Linked DNA regions of Mus musculus: region 1 is linked to region 2. Evidence: chromatin loops called from intact Hi-C (ENCODE). Cell type or tissue: gastrocnemius. All regions are shown on one strand. Links, peaks and the distances in the headings refer to the core of each region. The heading gives the core; the rest is flanking DNA.

Region 1 (8,000 bases), core at 1-8,000, 63 kb after region 2:
AAAATGTTCTGCAATAAAAGGAAGAAGGAAGGAAGGAGGGAGAGAGGGGGAGAGGGATAGGGGGAGCGAGAGAGGGAGGAAGAGGGGGGAAGAAGAGAAGAGAAGAGAAGAGAAGAGAAGAGAAGAGAAGAGAAGAGAAGAGAAGAGAAGAGAAGAGAAGAGAAGAGACTGAGTGCCATGTCAGTCCTCAAAAATGTTCAGATTGCAAAATATTCCCAACCTTTTACTCTGAGAGTCAACATTGAGCTCTATGTTCATGGTCTAAAAACCTTAAAGCCTTCAAAACTGAAAGCACTTCTTTCCAAAACACACTAGATAAAGAATAGTCCGCTGACTCCATACAAAAGGCTCTCCTTACCTTGGACCCATCCCAAATCCCCCCTAAGCATGAAGACAGTCAACAAAGACAATGCCCAAGAACAAATGCCCTGAGCAACTAGAGCAGGACGAGCGGGAGGAAGCCTCATTGCCCCTGGCTTCCATTCCCCTCCATTCTAGAAAGTTCATGGGCATCAGACAGAAATACAAAGCACATTCTTCAGGCAATAGACTCTTGTAGAACCAGGTCAACTGTAGCCACGCCTGTCTCTTCCCTGGCTTACAGGGTAAACAGATTCAGTGCAGTGGTTGTAATTAAACCACAGCTGTCAAAAACAGGGATAAGAATTGAATCCTAACAAACCAGGGCAGGGCATTCTTGCCCTGGCTAGACCTGAATCGTCTGTGGTGCAGAAAAGACATATTGTGAACACAAATAATAAGAATGCAAACCCCGGCACTCATAAAAATAATCTGTGGTATGAGAAACTGGCAGGGTGGTTATTTTTGTAAAAAGAAGTGTGACAGAGATTGGGACAGGACAGTTGGTAGTGTTCTCATGTTGACCTGGCTGGGTGTGTACGTGTATATATATATATTCTACCTGCACTTCTTTACATAAGCATTCATTTCCTCAATTCAAACAATAAAATAAAATCTCTATCCTACACACTTGTTTTAGAAGGACTGTGTTAACAATGAAATCAAACATCAACTGATACATTAATCACTATGTACCGAGGATAATGCAGCACACTGAAAAGAGCTTAGCATGGGATGTAGCACAAAGCAAGGGCTCCAGAATCAATTAACTACATCACCAGCACCCAAGGCCCGCATTCTGGAAGATACAAACAAGATCTGCTTAAGCTGGTCCCAGAAGAGCAAGCTGACACCTGTGTTTCCTGCCTAGTACTGTAACTTGGGAGGAAAACAGAGGTTATACCCTGAGAACTCTCTCAAAATACCCTGAGCAACAGCTAGGCCAGAAATGGGCTCATTGAAGACAGCAGTCAACACTCCCTCTCCTATTTCTTCTCAACCACAAAATAGACCTCTCAGCACTGGACATGAAAAGAAGAATGACTCAGATAGGATCATAAGCGCAGAGTCTTCAGACTCCTCATCCAAGGGAACTGGGAAGATGGCTCAGTGTGGCAAGCATAAGGACCCGAGTTCCAAACCCCAGCACCCATGGAAAAAGCTGGTCACAGCCGTCCTTGACAGTAACCCTAGCAGTTGCAGGCAGAGACAGACAGATCCTGGAAGCCTGCTGGAAGGAGAGCCTAGACAAAAAACAGTGACCTCCCAGTTTCAGTGAGAGACACTGTCTCGAGGCAATGAGGTGTCTCGCACCAGAGGAAGATATCTGATATTCTGCTCTGGTCCATGCATGCATGCAGCCATGCATGCATGCATGTACACTTGTGCATGTACCACACACACACACACACACTCAGAGTTATCTATAATCAACCAGAAATAATCACAAGCTGTTTTTAATTATAAAGAAAAGAAGGAACACCATCCACACTTTTACAAACTCCACCCCTTGTGGGAATAAGGGGAATGCTAATCCACAGGGAGGCTCCCCCATCTACCCAGATCTCACATTTCCTAACCCCAACCTCTTGTTCTCTCCCTGGAACTCAGAGGAAACAACTTTGGGACACATTTTAGAGCTACATGGAGTTCTTCCTTTGGGAACTGGACCACTCCCTACTTCTGCAAACTGGCAACCATTCAATCAAACAGAAAGAGGAAGAACGGGTTTGGGCATCTCCCATTTCACTCTCATGCAGAATGTTCTGCTACCACAACACGGCTGTGGTGAAAGTCGCTGTCTGGACGGCTCAGCTCCACCTTAGTTAGAATGTCCCATTCCCAGGCTCTGGAATGGAATATGGAAACCTAGGCCCGCTGTGGAACAAGGGCTCACATGACCCTTTAAAAGCCAGAGTGCGCCCTACCAGTGTCATGTAAGTATGAGGAAGTGCTTACAGATTATGGTGGGTAGGTAACTGGCAAAGTGCCACCCCTAACCAAGATGCTGTTTGCAGTTGATGACTGGTGGGAGACTCCGGTGTACCAACCACATCCGTGGGGCGGCAGGCTGTGTGCTCGGGAATACCGGTAATAGCTAACACAAAACACAATCCATGTGGCCTTCTGGCCGTTTGGCTTTGGCTTTGTTTTGTTCTGTTCCTGCTTGGTTTGACTGTTTAAGAGAAAGACTATGAAGGAAGGAGGAGGGAGCGGAGATCTGGGAGGAGCTGGGGAAGGGGAACAATATGACCAAAGCATGCTGCATCAAAATGTTTAGAAATAAAAAAACAGTAAAAGAGAAAGATGTGACAATGGAAAAAGGAAAAGGAAAAATGTGCTATAAAATGCAATATTATCATTAGTCATTTAAAAGCATGTCTAAGAAAAGACAAGCACTCAGGCACTCGGGCACACACACACACACACAGTCACCACAACATGACTCTTCTTAAGGCTCTTATAAGCATTATACATATGGTGTAAAGAAATCATCTTCCTTCTCAAATTAGAAAAATGGACTTCCTGATGTTCCTCCAGAAAGAATGGTGCTATCTTCTCGTGGAGAGGCTCCGAGGAGAGGGAGATTAAAAGTCACTCCCAGGGCTCATTTGAATACAAAGTTGGAAGACTAATGAAGTGTAAAAGTCTATTAAAAAAAAGAAGACTTTCCTTCAAAACAAAATTATATTGAAAAGTTACATAAATGTGTTTTTAACATGTGTGGTGCTCACTAATCAAGTGGCCTCCAAAAACCAGAAAAGCCCACCTTTTCTCTCTCTCTCTCTCTCTCTCTCTCTCTCTCTCTCTCTCTCTCTCTCTCCCTCTCCCTCCCTCCCTCCCTCCCTCCCTCCCTCCCTCCCTCCGTCTCCCCCTCCATCCCTCTGTTCCTCACCACCCCATCTTTTGACAGGGACTCTCTACATAGCCCTGGCTGTCTTGGAATGCATCATGTAGAGCATACTGGCCTCCAACTCACAGAAATCCTCCTGCTTCTGCCTCCCCAGAGCCAGGACTAAAGGCCTATGCCAATACGCATGGCCTGAAAGTATCTTTTCAAAGCACCCCAGCCATCTCTTCCATAAATATTTACTGAGCCTTCAGTCTTGCCTGTGCCAAGAGTCTTTCTAAACACTGAAAATGCATCATAAGCAAAAGATAAAAGTCTTTATATTTTCAAAATACACTAGAGGCTGAAGTGGCGGCTCAGCAACTAAGATTTCTTGCTGCTCTGACTGAAGACCCAGGTGCGATTCCCAGAATCTACATCATGGGGCTTGTTACCTCCTGTAGCCCCGGTCCCAGGGGATCCAGTGCCCTCCTCCGGCATCTGTATACACACGGGACACATAAACTCACACAGGCACACACATAATACAAATAAAACAAATCCTTCAGGGGTTACTTCATTTTTAATTGTGTGTGCACGTGAATGCAGGTGCCCATGGAAGCCAGAAGAGGAAGCCGGGTTCTCTGAAACTCGAGTCACAGGCAGGTGTGAGCACCACACATGGACAATAGGGACTGAACTTGCGTGAACCTTCTCTCCAGCCCTCCCAAGTACATTTCTTTTAAATAAAGGAAACTTGAAAAAGCAATAATGTTCTAGGGTCCACAAAAGGCAAAATCAACACTGAGATTTCAGACAGACCACAGGAAAGACGGACACTGTAAAAATAAACACACACACCACCAGTCTATCTTCTGATCATGGGATCCTGCAGACTTCAAGGAAGAGCTAAACTATTTCTGTGCCTTAAAAGCAAACATCACAGCAAAACGTTGCTCTTTCTTGCTGAAGAGTTTTCCTTATGTTATACATTTACGTATTCAAAGAACGCAAGTAATGAGCTCTGATATGCGCTAACACTCAGAAAATGGCACCCAAACTTGAGACTGCGCTTTGCCTCACATCACCCCTGCACGCTTCTTTTCCCATGTCCCAGCATCACCCCACGCCAAGTAACTTCTGATCCTCTTACCACCACAGATTACCTTGTATTTTCTAAAACACAATATGGGTGGTTTCCTTCATTCAACACATTCATTTTGAGGTGCACACATGACATCCTGTACCTCTGCTGGGCACTCCTTTCTACAGCTGCATTGTAGTCTAGTGCGGTGACCATCTAAGCTGGACCCAGCTAGAGGCTGCCTAATACAGATAAACCCTCTTTCAACTGAATCCCACTTTGTATCTTTTTTTACATAAAGATGTTTATCTTTTTCCCTCATCCTTTTCCCTGAAGATTCCTATCCTCCCGGTTCTCTTCTATCCTGGAGACTCTTAGACACATCACTTAAGGGAACAAGCGGAATACATTTCCCCCAGAAGATTCCAAAATTCTTCCCGTACACTGCTCTATCCCAGGATCTTACCTGTGAATATTGGATACACTTGCAGTGACCATGACCCCATAACACATCAACACCAGCACAAAGAGATGTACAGCATACCTTTAAGATATAAAAAAAAAAGGGGGGGGAGGAAAGATGCTAAAACATAATGATGTACCTACTGGATACCCCACTCCCACCCACCCATTCCAAGGAGTAAGCAATTAGTTAATTCACGAGAGAACATAAGTCAAATTATTGTTCTACGGAATCAAAACACTGTATCTCAAAAAAAAAAAAAAAAAAAAAAAAGACACCAGGAAACCTGGACACAGTTTACAGTTGCAGCCCTAGGAATGTCTGGAATCAGTAAGTGGGAATGTTTACAGCTGGTTTACATCCATATAAAATTGAAAGCCCAAAGAGATTTCTTTTGTGTGGATTTTCTGTTTTTAAGTCTCAAAGCTATTTTTCTAAGTTTCAAAGTACCAGTACCAAAATCCCACTCCCTATATTCCAGGGCTTTGTCACACCGTGGCTGATTCGAAATGTGCATCTTTTCCCAGTGGTTTGTGAAAGTATTGTGGGACCTTCACCAAATTCACAATTTCCTTGAAGAGTCACGTCTAGAAATGTTATTGTCTAAAGAGTGTACCCTAAGGAGTGTCACTGCCTAGGTATTTGCAATCTCCCGGTGTTAGCAGGTTTCCACACTAAGCTAAATCTCACATCTGTTAGAAAATGACGCATAGCCCTGATACCTGCCCTGAAACCTTTGGACTAACACCAAGTCTCCAACAGGAAGACAAGAAACACACCATCTGCAAACATTAGGGAGGGTCTCTGTTGGGAAGAGTTAAACCTTACAGCATTCCATCTATATGACTCAAGGAGGTCTGTAGAGATCTAATCTTAAGAAGGGAAAAAAAAAAAGACTTTCAACAGGTAGCCTCATTGTTGGCTCCAGTCCTTAACATGAGTGAAGGCTCCCACAACATCCCCATTAGTTTACACTAAGATTTTTACGACATTCACAATCTCACCAATCTTTTCAATGCATGAGGTATTTTACAATGTCATATATTTCTTACCAAGAGTTACAAAACATCCAAGCAATAAACATTAGAATTTAGGAGGTGTATACTCACCAACCAAAACAAAACACAACAAAATAGATGCCCAAAATGGTGGCCAAGGTGTGCCGGACCTCAGGGCTGGCTTTACCAGGATGTAAGTAGATTCTGAACCAGAAAGCAGCAGACAAGGCAAAGAGCTGGCAAGCCACAAAGTTAACCTGGGGAGACAGGGAAGAAAGACTTTCTCAGTGTTTTGCCTATGTGTGAATCTGCTTTTGGTTTTTCAGGTATCTATACCCAAGATGCATCTGAAGGTTAGGCTTTTCCCCTCTCAGCTGAGTGTCTGCTTGGAGGAGGGATGAGCAACGGAAGGACAATGCAGCCTTCACATGGTATAAAAAGCCCAGTGGAGCAGAGGCTGGGAGGTTAACGATACTTATTGCTCAGTTCCCCCTCCCCCCTCCCCCCCCCCCACACACACACAGGTAGAGAGACGGAGGCTCTGAATCATCAGAAACTCCATTGCAAGGGATCTGACAGTCTCTTCTGGCCTCCTTGGGTGCCAGACATGCAGTCAAAGCACACACACACAAATAGATAGATAGATAGATAGATAGATAGATAGATAGATAGATAGATAGATAGATAGATAGATGAATAAAATTTGAAATGAAGTGATAAACTCAGGGGTCCCTTCTCCAGCCCCTCCAACCCTTCAAATGCTCTCCTTTCCACAGCAGGACATGTCTAAGGCAGCAGTTCTAACCTTCCTAATGCTGCAACACTTTAATACAGTTCCTCGTGCTCTTGTGACACCTAACCATAAAATTACCTCGCTGCTACTTCATAACTGTAATTTTGCTACTGTTACGAATCACAATATAAATAAATATCGGATATGTAGACAACCTCTATGGAAGTTGAGACCCACTGGTCTAAGAAGACAGGAAGTCTGCTGACTGGTTGTTTAGTTTTTGTTCCCCCCCCCCCCGCCCCCACCCAGGGGCAGTTCTGTAAAAGGAAGAGTATATTATCCGCTATGCCCTTGTTCTGTGGTTTAAATGTAAAGCGCCCCCTACAGGCTGACGTGTTGGAACATTAGATTCCACAGTGCTATTTTTTGAAGGTTGTTGTATCTTTAAGAGGTGGAGCCTCACTGGAGGAGGAAGTATGTCACGAGGGTGGTAAGCCCCACTTCCTATCTGCCCTCTGCTTCCTTACTATGGATATAGTATGACCTTTCTTCCCACCATGCCTTTTTCCCATGGTGGATGGGATCCCACACACCATGTGCCAACTTCCTCCCTAAGTTGTCAAGCTTCTGGCCACAACAGCAAGAATAGTTAACTAATATGCTTTTTCTTCTGAAAACTTAAAAATCCAAGGTTATGCCAAAGTGATCAAGTGTTTTATAACCCCACTTTACTTATTTTAAATCAGCACAATGTCTGCAAGTTCAAGATGTGACTCTGGATATCCATAAGAGATACAACCCACATTAAACTTCCCAGTGTCAATCATGGCCGGCTCTAAAAGACAGCAAACTCCCTCTGACCCAAGTCTCAGTGATCAATCTCCAAGGAGTATTTTTTGTAAGAGGTGTGGGCCTGGCTGGATTAGCAGTAGGGCAGTCGTCTTGTGTGTATGAGGTCCTAGACTTGGTCCCCAGCACTGGCAATGAGGCAAATGAGATTAAGGCAGACAGGAAGAGGAGGAACAAGAGGAAGACAAACCAGAGACAGAAGAAGAGATGGAGGAGTTTACCTAAAACATTAAAACCTGGGTATGGTAGTTGACACCTAAAACCTCAGCGCTCGAGGGTCAAAGCAGGAGGATCAGGAATTCAAGGTCATCACCCCTCGCTGCATATATGAGATCAAGGACAGCCTAGGCTCTCTATGCAAGCCAAGGGGGAAAAAAAAAGAGAGAGAAAAAGAGAAAAAACATTTTTTAAAAATTCCTCAAAACCCATGGGAAAAATCAGCTAATTTTTGAAAAAAAGCACTAACGTTTATCTTTGCAGTTTAAACTTAAGGCAAATCAAATTCCAAACATGTTGAGTGGTTTGACCATTATCAAAAGCTGGAAAAGTCATGTAAACTCTTCAAAGTATTTAGGATGAAAATCAGTACCAAGGCACTTTTAGAAAGCAAAGAGTTAAAAAAAAAATCTTAAGTCATGAATAAAACCACAGGATTTCATCAGCACTTTCCCAAGCCTCAAAGA
Region 2 (10,679 bases), core at 1,015-9,014:
GTGTGTTCTCAACGTCTGATCCAGATCATGCATTGGTGGCCTGCTATCCCAGAGACTGTGTTTTATTCTTCTCTATGACTACCGAGGAAAGCCCGTGTTTATACATTGTCACTGACGGTGGCAACCCTGACCACTGATAGGGCATCTGCTAAATTCAAAGACTCAAAAAACCCAGGACCTCCTAGCAGTCCTTCCTGTTAGAGGAAAGAGAAGGTCATCAGAGCGTTCTCCTGTCCCCAAGTAAAGCTGCGTGTGGTCACATTCTGGGTGTACAAGGTCTTGACGGTGCTCGAGGAGACTAGACAGAAGGTTGACGAAGGCGTGCGCTCCAGTGACTTGTCTTTACTGAGTTACGACCTTCCCCATGATGCCCCTGGAGGGAAGCCCAGCAAGCACAGCGGTTCAGCAATCAAGGCTTGGGTGCACCAGCTATGGTGATCTCTGTCCCTGACACAGGAAAGCTGCTGCCCTGGGGCTCCCTACACTGCTCTCTGGTACTCCACCGTCTCTGCTCCTTGGCAGGTGTTCGGCTTTTATAACCCCAGGGGCAGGGGGTTGACACGATGGTAATTTACCAATTAATTTATGCCATATGAGCTTCTTCTGTCTCACATCCCCATTCTAGATCCTTCCTGGCACCGTTTCTCAAACAAAGCATTGTAACTCATCGCTGAATGTTCAGCATGGTGTCGGTGTAACAAAGAAACGCAGTTCAGAAAGTGCATGGCCTTTCTGTTTCTCGGCAGAGACTATGCCACGTTCAAAGATTACCAAAGCCAAGAGTCAATCCTAAATATACGATTCATTCAGATTAATAGGACAAGAGGAAAATTTTTATATAACTTCTGAAATGGATACAAATTTGGCACTATCAGAATGGGGCCCAAGAAGGAGGCTGAAGCTTCAGGTCCTGATACCATCATCTGCTACAAGTATGTCCACAGGAAAACCATGCCCCGGTTTAAAGAGGAAGATAAGTAGCTAGTTCCAGAAACTGGAGCTATGGCTCAGCAGCTATGGCCCTGGCCCCTGCTGTCTGTGGCAGGCAGGAGTGCTGGCTCTCCCCACACTGTCTGAGCAGCGTAGCAGGAGAGCTGAGGCAGTGCTGGAGAGCTTGTCTTAGTGACTTGGGTGCAGGAGAGCTGCCTCAGATAGTGTGAGCACTGCAGAGCTGGTGGGCTGACCAGCTCAGCTACCAACCAGGCCCAGATCCAGGGGTTGAGTTATTCCACCCCATCTATGAACTGTGGGAGTCCATGAAAGGGCTGGTCCTGCAGATCTCCATGACACATGATGACACCAAGATATCCCAGGGGAGTCCCAGTGAGGATCCAGTATTGACAGTGTAGCAGAAGCCAGAGGCCTCACATGAGACCAATGATTCACTGCAATGAACATTTGCAAGTCAATCTGTTTGGGCAAAGGGGTATATACTGTGTGACAGGCCGTGACACATCGCAGCTTCCACAGTGAGATTTTTTTAATTATTTTTTTTTCTTTTGTGAGGGAGATCTCAAGGGTAGAGTGCAGAGATGGAGAGATGAGGAGATGTGTGGGATTGGGGTGCATAATGTAAAAAAAAAAATCAATTTAAAAGTTAAAAATATAAAGCCTACCTACCACTCTTGCAGGAGACTTGAGTTAACATCCCAGCACCTGAGTAGGACAGCTCACAACCGCTTGTAAGTCCACACGATCCGACGCCCTCTTCTGGCCTCTACCACCACTGCATTCAGGTGCACATGCTCACACCGGCACACGCAGACATGCACATTTTAAAAATAATAAAAGTAACTCTCTGTAAAATACTTGGTCCCAGGCTGGAGAGGTGGTACAGAGGTCAAGAGCACTGGCTACTCTTCCAGAGGTTCTGAGTTCAAATCCCAGCAACCACATGGAATACTGAGCATCTATCCTGAGATCTGGTGTCCTCTTCTGGCCTGCAGGGATATACACATAAACAGAACAGTTGTGTGTGTGTGTGTGTGTGTGTGTGTGTGTGTGTGTGTGTGTGTGTAATAAATCTTTATTTTAAAAAACAAACTTGGTTCCTCTAATTCTAATTGTGTGGGAACCAATGAGAAGAGCGTGTGGGAAACTGAGCCAAGTTGTAAATTACAAATAAAACGTGTCTGACTCTGGAAATCAGTCTGGCGGTTCCTCAGAAAATTGGACATAGTACTACCGGAGGATCCAGCAATACCTCTCCTGGGCATATATCCAGAAGATGCCCCAACTGGTAAGAAGGACACATGCTCCACTATGTTCATAGCAGCCTTATTTATAATAGCCAGAAGCTGGAAAGAACCCAGATGCCCCTCAACAGAGGAATGGATACAGAAAATGTGGTACATTTACACAATGGAATACTACTCAGCTATTAAAAAAAATGAATTTATGAAATTCCTAGGCAAATGGATGGATCTGGAGGGCATCATCCTGAGTGAGGTAACACATTCACAAAGGAACTCACACAATATGTACTCACTGATAAGTGGATATTAGCCCAGAAACTTAGGATACCCAAGATATAAGATACAACTTGCCAAACGCATGAAATTCAAGAAGAACGAAGACCAAAGTGTGGACACTCTACCCTTTCTTAGAAATGGGAACAAAACACCCATAGAAGGAGTTACAGAGACAAAAGTTGGAGCTGTGATGAAAGGATAGACCATCTAGTGATTGCCATATGCAGGGATCCATCCCATAATCAGCTTCCAAATGCTGACACCATTGCATACACTAGCAAGATTTTGCTGAAAGGACCCAGATATAGCTGTCTCTTGTGAGACTATGCCGGGACTAGCAAACACAGAAGTGGATGCTCACAGTCAGCTATTGGATGGACCACAGGGCCCCCAATGGAGGAGCTAGAGAAAGTACCCAAGGAACTAAAGGGATCTGCAACCCTATAGGTGGAACAACAATATGAACTAACCAGTACCTGGGAGCTCTTGTCTTTAGCTGCATATGTATCAAAAGATGGCCTAGTCGGCCATCACTGCAAAGAGAGGCCCATTGGACTTGCAAACTTTATATGCCCCAGTACAGGGGAACACCAGGGCCAAAAAGGGGCAGTGGGTGGGTAGGGGATTGGGGGGGTGGGTATGGGGGACCTTTGGGATAGCATTGAAAATGTAAACGAGGAAAATACCTAATAAAAAAATAAAAAAATAAATAAAACGTGTCTGAAATGGAATGTGTGAACTGAAGTCCCCAGAATAAAAGCTGCACCTGTACTCAGAAGCCACTCTGCTGACTAGGCTAGGTAGAGCATGCAGGCTGAGCAGGGTTGGGATGTTGCAGAGACAAAATTATCTTGGGCTCTCTCTGGCCTCTGTAACAGCCCCTGTTTGCCCACGGATGCACCTGACCTTACATCCTGTGACGAGCAGATGAAACCTTTGGAAAGCTGCTCACTCCCATGAGCCCCTGTGCTAAGAATGTCATTATACACCGTCTTGGAGCCCACAGCAGATTCCCAGTCGGTCATAAGCCGCCTGCCTGATGTTCCCGTCATGCATTCGGGAAGCGCCTTCATTTATGATTGTCGTCTATCACCGAGGCCTCCCACAGTAGAACGTGCTACCTGGCCAAACGGAAACCTGATTCCAGAATGCAGTCACTCCGTTTAGCTTCACACTGCCTCTTTTATTTGCTTTGAGGCGAGAGCTGTGCTTTGCCATCAACAGAAGCTGCTCTTCTCCTTGGGGAACTGGATTGTTGGGGCAGGCAGGGGTCAGGGTGGGGTTAGAAATCTTATCCCGAGGAAGGAACAAGATGAAGTGAAGGATAACATGGCAAGACCAGTCGCCTTCTACCACTCTACGCTAATGAGCACAGCTCAGCTCACAGATTCTACCTGGGTTCTAATGTTTTGTTGAGAAACGAAGGAGACAGGAAGAGGAAGGGAGAGAGCCAAGTTAAGCCACAGCTTGGCTGAGCCTGGTGACCCCAGGCAGGAACACACGGGTGTCTGTGCTGTCATAAGTAAGCCGGATGCTATTTATTGCGGACCTCTAACAGATCACCGTAAAGATTACATTTTCCTGGAATCAGTTTCTTTCTTGGTTCAGAAATGTACCCAAGCCACCAGGACCAGCACACTGAATTGTCAGCAAAGGAACTATGAAAAGCCTGCATTTCCCTCCAGAAACCAGTCACCCAAAATGAATTACCTAGAAAACATACCGCTTTCCACAAAGTTGCAGACCCAAATAAGTGAGCTAGCACTAACAACCACAGACTGGGGAGGGCCCTCCTGGAAGGAAGAGGCTCGGAGTGGGACACAAAGTAACAAATTATAAAAGGATAAAACACAAGCAACTTGTGGCCATCTTACCTCTCCCTCTTACAGGTCAGAACAACAGAATCTCATGATGTATTTAAACTATACAATCACTGCAGAAATCTTTGAATCAGTTCCTCAAACTATCTCATTTAACCCTCACATGAGTTACTGACTCACCTAACAGGAAGGGTACAGAGAGGCTGTTCAAGTTCTCCAAGGTCACACAGCAAACTCAAAGCATAAACCTTAACCTGTAGCTGGTGCCACCTCCAGTGCGTCTGGTATTTTAGGTCTACCCACCATCCTGTTTTTATTTGTAACTAACGAAGGAAGAGGCGACTGGGGGGGGGGTCATCATTTTTTCAGCATTTCACTAGCAGTTACAGTTCAAAAGGGGCAGCAGAGAGGTTAAAGAGTGTCCAAGCCATAAAGGAACGCTGGGCTGGCAATTCAACAAGAGCCATCGAAATTACTGCAAATGGCCACAAGAGGTCGCTACTTCACACCGCTTCAGAGAAATCGCATTCAAGCAATGATTGGTAGCTGGCCTGTGCTGAGATAGGTCATAAGCAGGAGAGGTACTCTGGGATTGCTTCCTCTCAAACCTACACTGCAAGGTGTAGATTTTAAGTTAGGCTGAGGGCCAGCCAAGGGGATGGCTCAGAAGGATAGAAGTGCTTTCCTTTAAAAAAGACTTGTTTTGGGAGCTGGAGAGGTGGCTCAGGGGTCAGGAGTGTTTGCTATTCTTGCCAAAGAGCTGGATTCTGTTCCAAGCACCTGCATGGCGGCTCAAAGCTATCTCTACCTCCAGTTTCAAACCTTCTTCTGGCTTCTTGGGCAAGGTGAACACACGTGGTGCACATGCAGGCAAACATTCATATACATAAAATAAAAATATAAAGATTTACATTCTGTGTGTGTGTGTGTGTGTGTGCACACGCGCGCGCATGCACATACCTTCAGACGCCTGTAAAGGGTTTCTGATCTTCTAAAGCTAGCATTACAGATGGTTGTGAATTACATTGCATGGTGTGAGTGCTAGAAACCAATCCTCTTGAAAGAGCAGCGAGAGTTCTTATCGGTCCAACCATCTCTCCACCCCAAACCCGCAATATACAGAATTCTCCTTACCCAAGTACTCAGAACTCACACAAAGGTAGAAGGAGAGAACCGAGTCTACAGAGTTGTACTCTGATCTCCATACATACTACATGGCACATGCAAGACACCACACACACACACACACACACACACACACACACACACACACTGAAGCTTAGAAGCTAGGAAACCATTAACCATTAACCATTAAGAATCTCTCACTCCTCTTTCCCAGGCCGCTTTGTGAAAGCAAAAGCCAGTGTAGTCCCAAGTGCAGGGGAAACTGAGGCAGGAGCATTCTCGTGCCCAGGAAAGTCAAGGCAGCTGGGGCAACAGGAGCCCCTGTTTCAAATCAAAACTAAGTTTGCCACACCACTGCCCTGGGTCCGCTCTCACACACACTTGGTACTTTGAAGCACTTCCTCCTCACTCCTTGTTGTTGTTCTCCGACAGTAGCTGCTTCGGACTCACAGGAAGCTGATTCAGCAAAGTCCCAAAGGCAGCATGTCTGGGTTTAACTGCTCTCTTCTGGGAATACTATTCGCGCTTTCTGCTGTAATTGAAGACCACACTGCCGCTGTGAGTGTATGTGTCACATGCACGTTAGCCTTTAGAGCCGGCTATGGCCTTTGCTTACCGGTATGGGTGAGGGGTTACCATTAGAACCCAATTTGCATCTGGGGACATAGCTCAGTAGTGGAGTTCCCGTGGCCTGCAGGAAGCCGTGGATTCCATCCCCAGCACCGCATACACTAGCACTATAATCCCAGCACGAAGGAAGTGGAGGCAGGAGGATCAAAAGCTTAAAATCATCCTTGTCCAGGTAAGAGATCGGCCAGGCAACGTTATGTGTGTGTGTCTTTGTCTTCGTAAAGAAAGAAAGGGGTAGGGGGAAGGCCCCCAGTTTGCAAATCACTGTTTCGAGTTCTTAGAAGTGAGGTGTTTTTTTTTTTTTTCATCCAATTTTTTTATTAGATATTTTCTTCATTTATATTTCAAATGCTATCCCGGAAGTCCCTTATACCCTCCCCCCGCCGTGCTTCCCTACCCACCCACTCCCACTTCTTGGCCCTGGCGTTACCCTGTACTGGGGCTTATAAAGTTTGCAAGACCAAGGGGCATCTCTTCCCAATGATGGCCGACTAGGCCATCTTCTGCTACATATGCAGCTAGAAACACGAGCGTACTGGTTAGTTCATATTGTTGTTCCACCTATAGGGTTTTTAAAGGACGGCATTATGTTATGCAGCCCCTCAGAGTTTCCCCTTCAGCTTTGTTGACCAGTGATAAAATATGACCATGAAAATTAATTGTACATACTTTGGACCGCTGGATTCTACTAGTGTCAAAATATGTTTATAGGTTGTCAGTTTAATTTTGTTTTGATCTTTGAGAGAAAGTCGCACTGCATAACCCCAGCTGGCCTTGAATATAAGCTGAAGGTTTGCAATAGGTTATTAGTATTCTCTGCTGAGGCTCTTTTCTCTAATGTTTTTATTGAAACGATGAATTACTAATCATTCTCTCAGCACCTGGTTGGTTTGGAGGTAGTGGATTAAAAGGCCTGCTTTGCCCTGAGGGTCCATTTTCCCTGTACAAATGCACCTGCCTGTTGAGAGAGCAAATAAACAGCCCATTTCTGCTTGGGGCAACTGGATGACTCCGGGAAGCTCCGTCCCCAAGTGGTGATGGCCAGTAAGCTATAGTTAAACAGCGAAGGCTTGTGATTGACTGACCCTGCCAAAAGTCAGCACATAGTAGGCCCACTGAAGCCAGGCAGTTCTTTCAGCAACCTCTGCTTCCACTCTCTATCATGCTCACTGGAGCAGAAATGGATGGGAGATCCCTCGGCATGAGATGTCCCTACAAGCTCGGGGTGTGTCAGACTTCTGTAAAAAGAAATGTGTCTCCAAAGGCACAGACAAAAATAAAAACTAAAATAATAAAATGAAAACCTAGAAGTACGGTAAAATGCTGGCTGGCCTTGAGGCAAACGGTGCTTTAACATCTGTATTTTCTATTTTTTTTTCTAGAATTAATTTTCAATAAATGAACCATTAATCAAGTGCTCAAACATCAGGGAATTATTTCTTGAACCCATGAAAATCTCATTTACACGCTTCACGTGCTGGCCGTGGCCCCATCGCGCCTGTGCTCACTTGTTACACACACAATAACACACAAAATGAATAAAGCTAACTTTAAAAATACTCAGGAAGTTATAGAGTAACATGCAGAAAGGCTTATAATGTGGCATATCTGCCGCAAGCTGACATCCAGATTCCACATGGAGAACTGTCAGAGTGATAACCGCAGAAAACAAAGCAGAGCCAGCGAGCTGAGGGCAGGCTGAGGGGGGAGGATTGTGTTTCCTCTGTAATTTTCCCCCCACAATGATCACGTTGGCAATAAATAAATAATCAATAAATGTATGTCTGGTAAGTGCTGCTTGGTATCTTCCTTAGTTTTAATTGTCAGCATGACACAATCTAGACTCCGCTGCGAGGGGTGTCTCCGTGTCTAGATCAGCTGTTTGGCCAGTGGATCTGCATTATCTTGATTACGCGAATTGGAGTCGGAAGACCCATGCACTGTGGGCGGCGACATTCCCTAGCCAAGGGATCCTTGGCTGTATAGGAGAGAGGTGGGAATGTGAGCTGATGACTAGCGTGTGGGCATTAATTTATTGCTCTCTGCTTCTGACTGTGGATATGGTATAACCAGCTCCTTCCAGCTCCTGTTGCTGTGACTTCCTGGCCATGTGTGAATATAACCTAGGCTGGTGAGAAACTCTGTCCCCAAAAACAAGATGTTGGTGCTGAAGGAAAGGCACCTGCACATACAGGTGTGTGTATACACACACACACACACACACACATACACACAGGTACCAAGTACATATTTAAATATTGGCAAGGAAAAGCTATTTCACACCACAAGGAAAGGAAAGGGTAGTGTCATATGAACTAGAATATACAGGCACATTAAGATTCTCTGTCTGTCTGTCTGTCTGACTGTCTCTCTCTCTCTCTCTCTCTCTCTCTCTCTCGCTCTCTCTCTCTCTCTCTCTCCCCTCTCTGTCTTCTTCTGAAACAGGCTCTCAATTTTATAGCCCAAACTGACCTCAAACTCAAAGCAATTCTGCTGACTCTTACTAGAAAATCTATTCCTTTACCTAAGCATCCTAACATTGGCCTCCGCCATACCTATCCTGTCATGCCAGGTCTACACTCGGTATGTGTACCAGAGAAATGCACAAGCGTAGCTTATTACCATGGAAACTGAGAAAAGCCTACAGGTCTATAGGGGCTGAAATTTGTTCTCTCCAAACTCATGCAGAAGTCCTACTCCCAATACATGAGAATGTGGCTCTGTTTGTAGATAAGGCTGTCAAAGTGTTACATTGAGATAATTAATGTGGGCTTTAATCAATATGGCCAGCGCTCCAAGAAGTTGGAATTGCAGGGAACTCTGAGAAAGAGGAGACAGAAAAATAAATGTAAGAGCCAGGGGGGAGAGAGAACACGGAAGAAAACAAAACCCTCTAAGTCGACGTGATTGAAACTCATATGAACCTATAGAGACTGAGACAGCACTCAAGGGTCTGCACCTAGATTGTCTGCGTATATATTATGACTTCCAGGTCAGGGTTTTTATGGGATTCCTGGGCATGTAAATAAACGCAATATTCTCTGATCCATGGGCCTTCTCTTGGGCTCTTTCCTTTCTGTAGGTTTGTCCTAACTTTGATGTGATAGTTTTTGTCATATATTATTATATTTTATTTTGCTATATTTTAGTATTATCTCTTAGAAGCCTGTTCTTTTCTAATAAGGGAGAGAAAGGGAGTGGGTCCAGACTGGGAGAGGAGGGTGTTGTGGAGGAACTGGGAGGAGTAGAGGGAAGGAAAATCCTGTAGTCAGGATATTATAGGATATGAGAAAATAATCTATTTTCTACAAAAGAAATAAAGCAAAAAATAAAGTTTGTAGAACCTAAGTAAAAAGAAGTCAGAATTTATCCTATATTATTTTTAAAATAAAAATAAAATAGTGGTTAGAGGAAAACAGAAGTGCAACTAGGGTGCACGAACACTGAGAGGGACGGTCTCTGAGGACACGGGAGGAAGAATGACCACCCTGTGTAAGAGGTCTCAGAAACTAAGCTAGTTAAACCCTCTGACTCTCCCATCTTAGAGGTTTATTGTGCAACAGTTTCATGTAGCCCAAGATGGCCTCAAACTCTCTCTGTAGCTCAGGATGACCCTGAATTTTTGATCCTTCTGCTTCTGCCTCCAGAGGGCTGGGACTACAGACATGTGCCATCATGTCAGGCTTGTGTGATACTGGGGATCAAAGGCAGGGCTTGGTACATGTTAAGTGAGCACTCTACCACCCAGGCTATGTCCCCAACATGGGTTTCCTGCCTCCAGGATTGTGAGGCAATGGATGTTTGTTGCTTATGACACACAGTCTCTGGTATCTGGCAATGGCAGTCCTTGATAAGGCAAAAATGAACAAAAAACTCACCTATGATTGCATAAAAAAATGACACAACATTTCTTCAACAGAACCAGTAGCTACAGGAAGCCATAGATAAAATGTGACCTAAGCAATAGGAAGTCCAGCATATGCCAAACTCTCAGAAACGTAGATTCAGCTCACTGGTCTTAATGTCACTCAAACCCTAGTCACTCGAACAAAAAGCAAAATTCAGCCCAAGTGCTGGGGAGAGAAGGACTCTAAGGGGAAAGACACCAACGGCTTGTTGCCAGTGGCTTGTCACCGGGGCCATCTGTACTGCCCATTTCAGTCTCTAAATGTCACAAAGGTCACATCCCCAACGTCAGCCCAATTCTCTCTCAGCCGGAAAAGTAAAGACACCATCTTGCCACAGTGAGTAAATTCCCTCATTTGTTCCACTAGGGTTGATCTAGAACTGCTTTGAGCCAGGACTTTGCTAGGTATGAAGACAGAAGGGACACTGGACAGCTGCCAGTTAAATGCAAAGAGGCAATTGACATCAAGAGAACCAGAACAGGTGATGTTATTGGGTATCAGTGAGCAGGATTCAAAGGCCACCAAACGGGGACTTCTCGGGGAACATGGTTATGCACAATGTTCTGCGTAGGAAGTAGAGTTGCTGCTTTCTCTTTTGCCCTCTGTGTTCAGTCTTTCCCTGGAACATGATGCTGCTTCAATCTCTGCTTTGCGAGTGCATCCGTCCCCCATCACGAAAGGCCTCTGCTGCTGGAGATAGCTCATGCAGGGACAACTGCAGGCCT

The links. Hi-C counts contacts between places; a loop is a spot of excess contacts. Peaks named below come from ENCODE experiments on the same cell type or tissue, not always from the same donor. Only the 100,000 strongest peaks of a DNase experiment are listed, where the experiment ranks them.
Region 1: a loop joins it to region 2, with 2.1 times the contacts of the local background. A loop is called at or near these places in 3 of 42 quality-filtered maps.

Annotation. Positions count from the first base shown.
Region 1 is chr13:30,192,528-30,200,527 of GRCm38, reverse strand. It overlaps Mboat1 (membrane bound O-acyltransferase domain containing 1), which reads right to left. Exons shown (of 13, transcript NM_153546.4): 2 at 5,847-5,992; 3 at 4,741-4,818. Among named protein-coding and RNA genes, the nearest start is that of Gm40869, 30 kb to the right of the region's middle. In gastrocnemius, for the core only: no CTCF peak of the experiment used is centred there; DNase peaks (open chromatin) are centred at 2,290 and 3,676; H3K27ac peaks cover 435 bases.
Region 2 is chr13:30,254,227-30,264,905 of GRCm38, reverse strand. No RefSeq gene overlaps it. Among named protein-coding and RNA genes, the nearest start is that of Gm40863, 24 kb to the right of the region's middle. In gastrocnemius, for the core only: a CTCF peak has its summit at 4,776 (motif pointing right); a DNase peak (open chromatin) is centred at 4,794.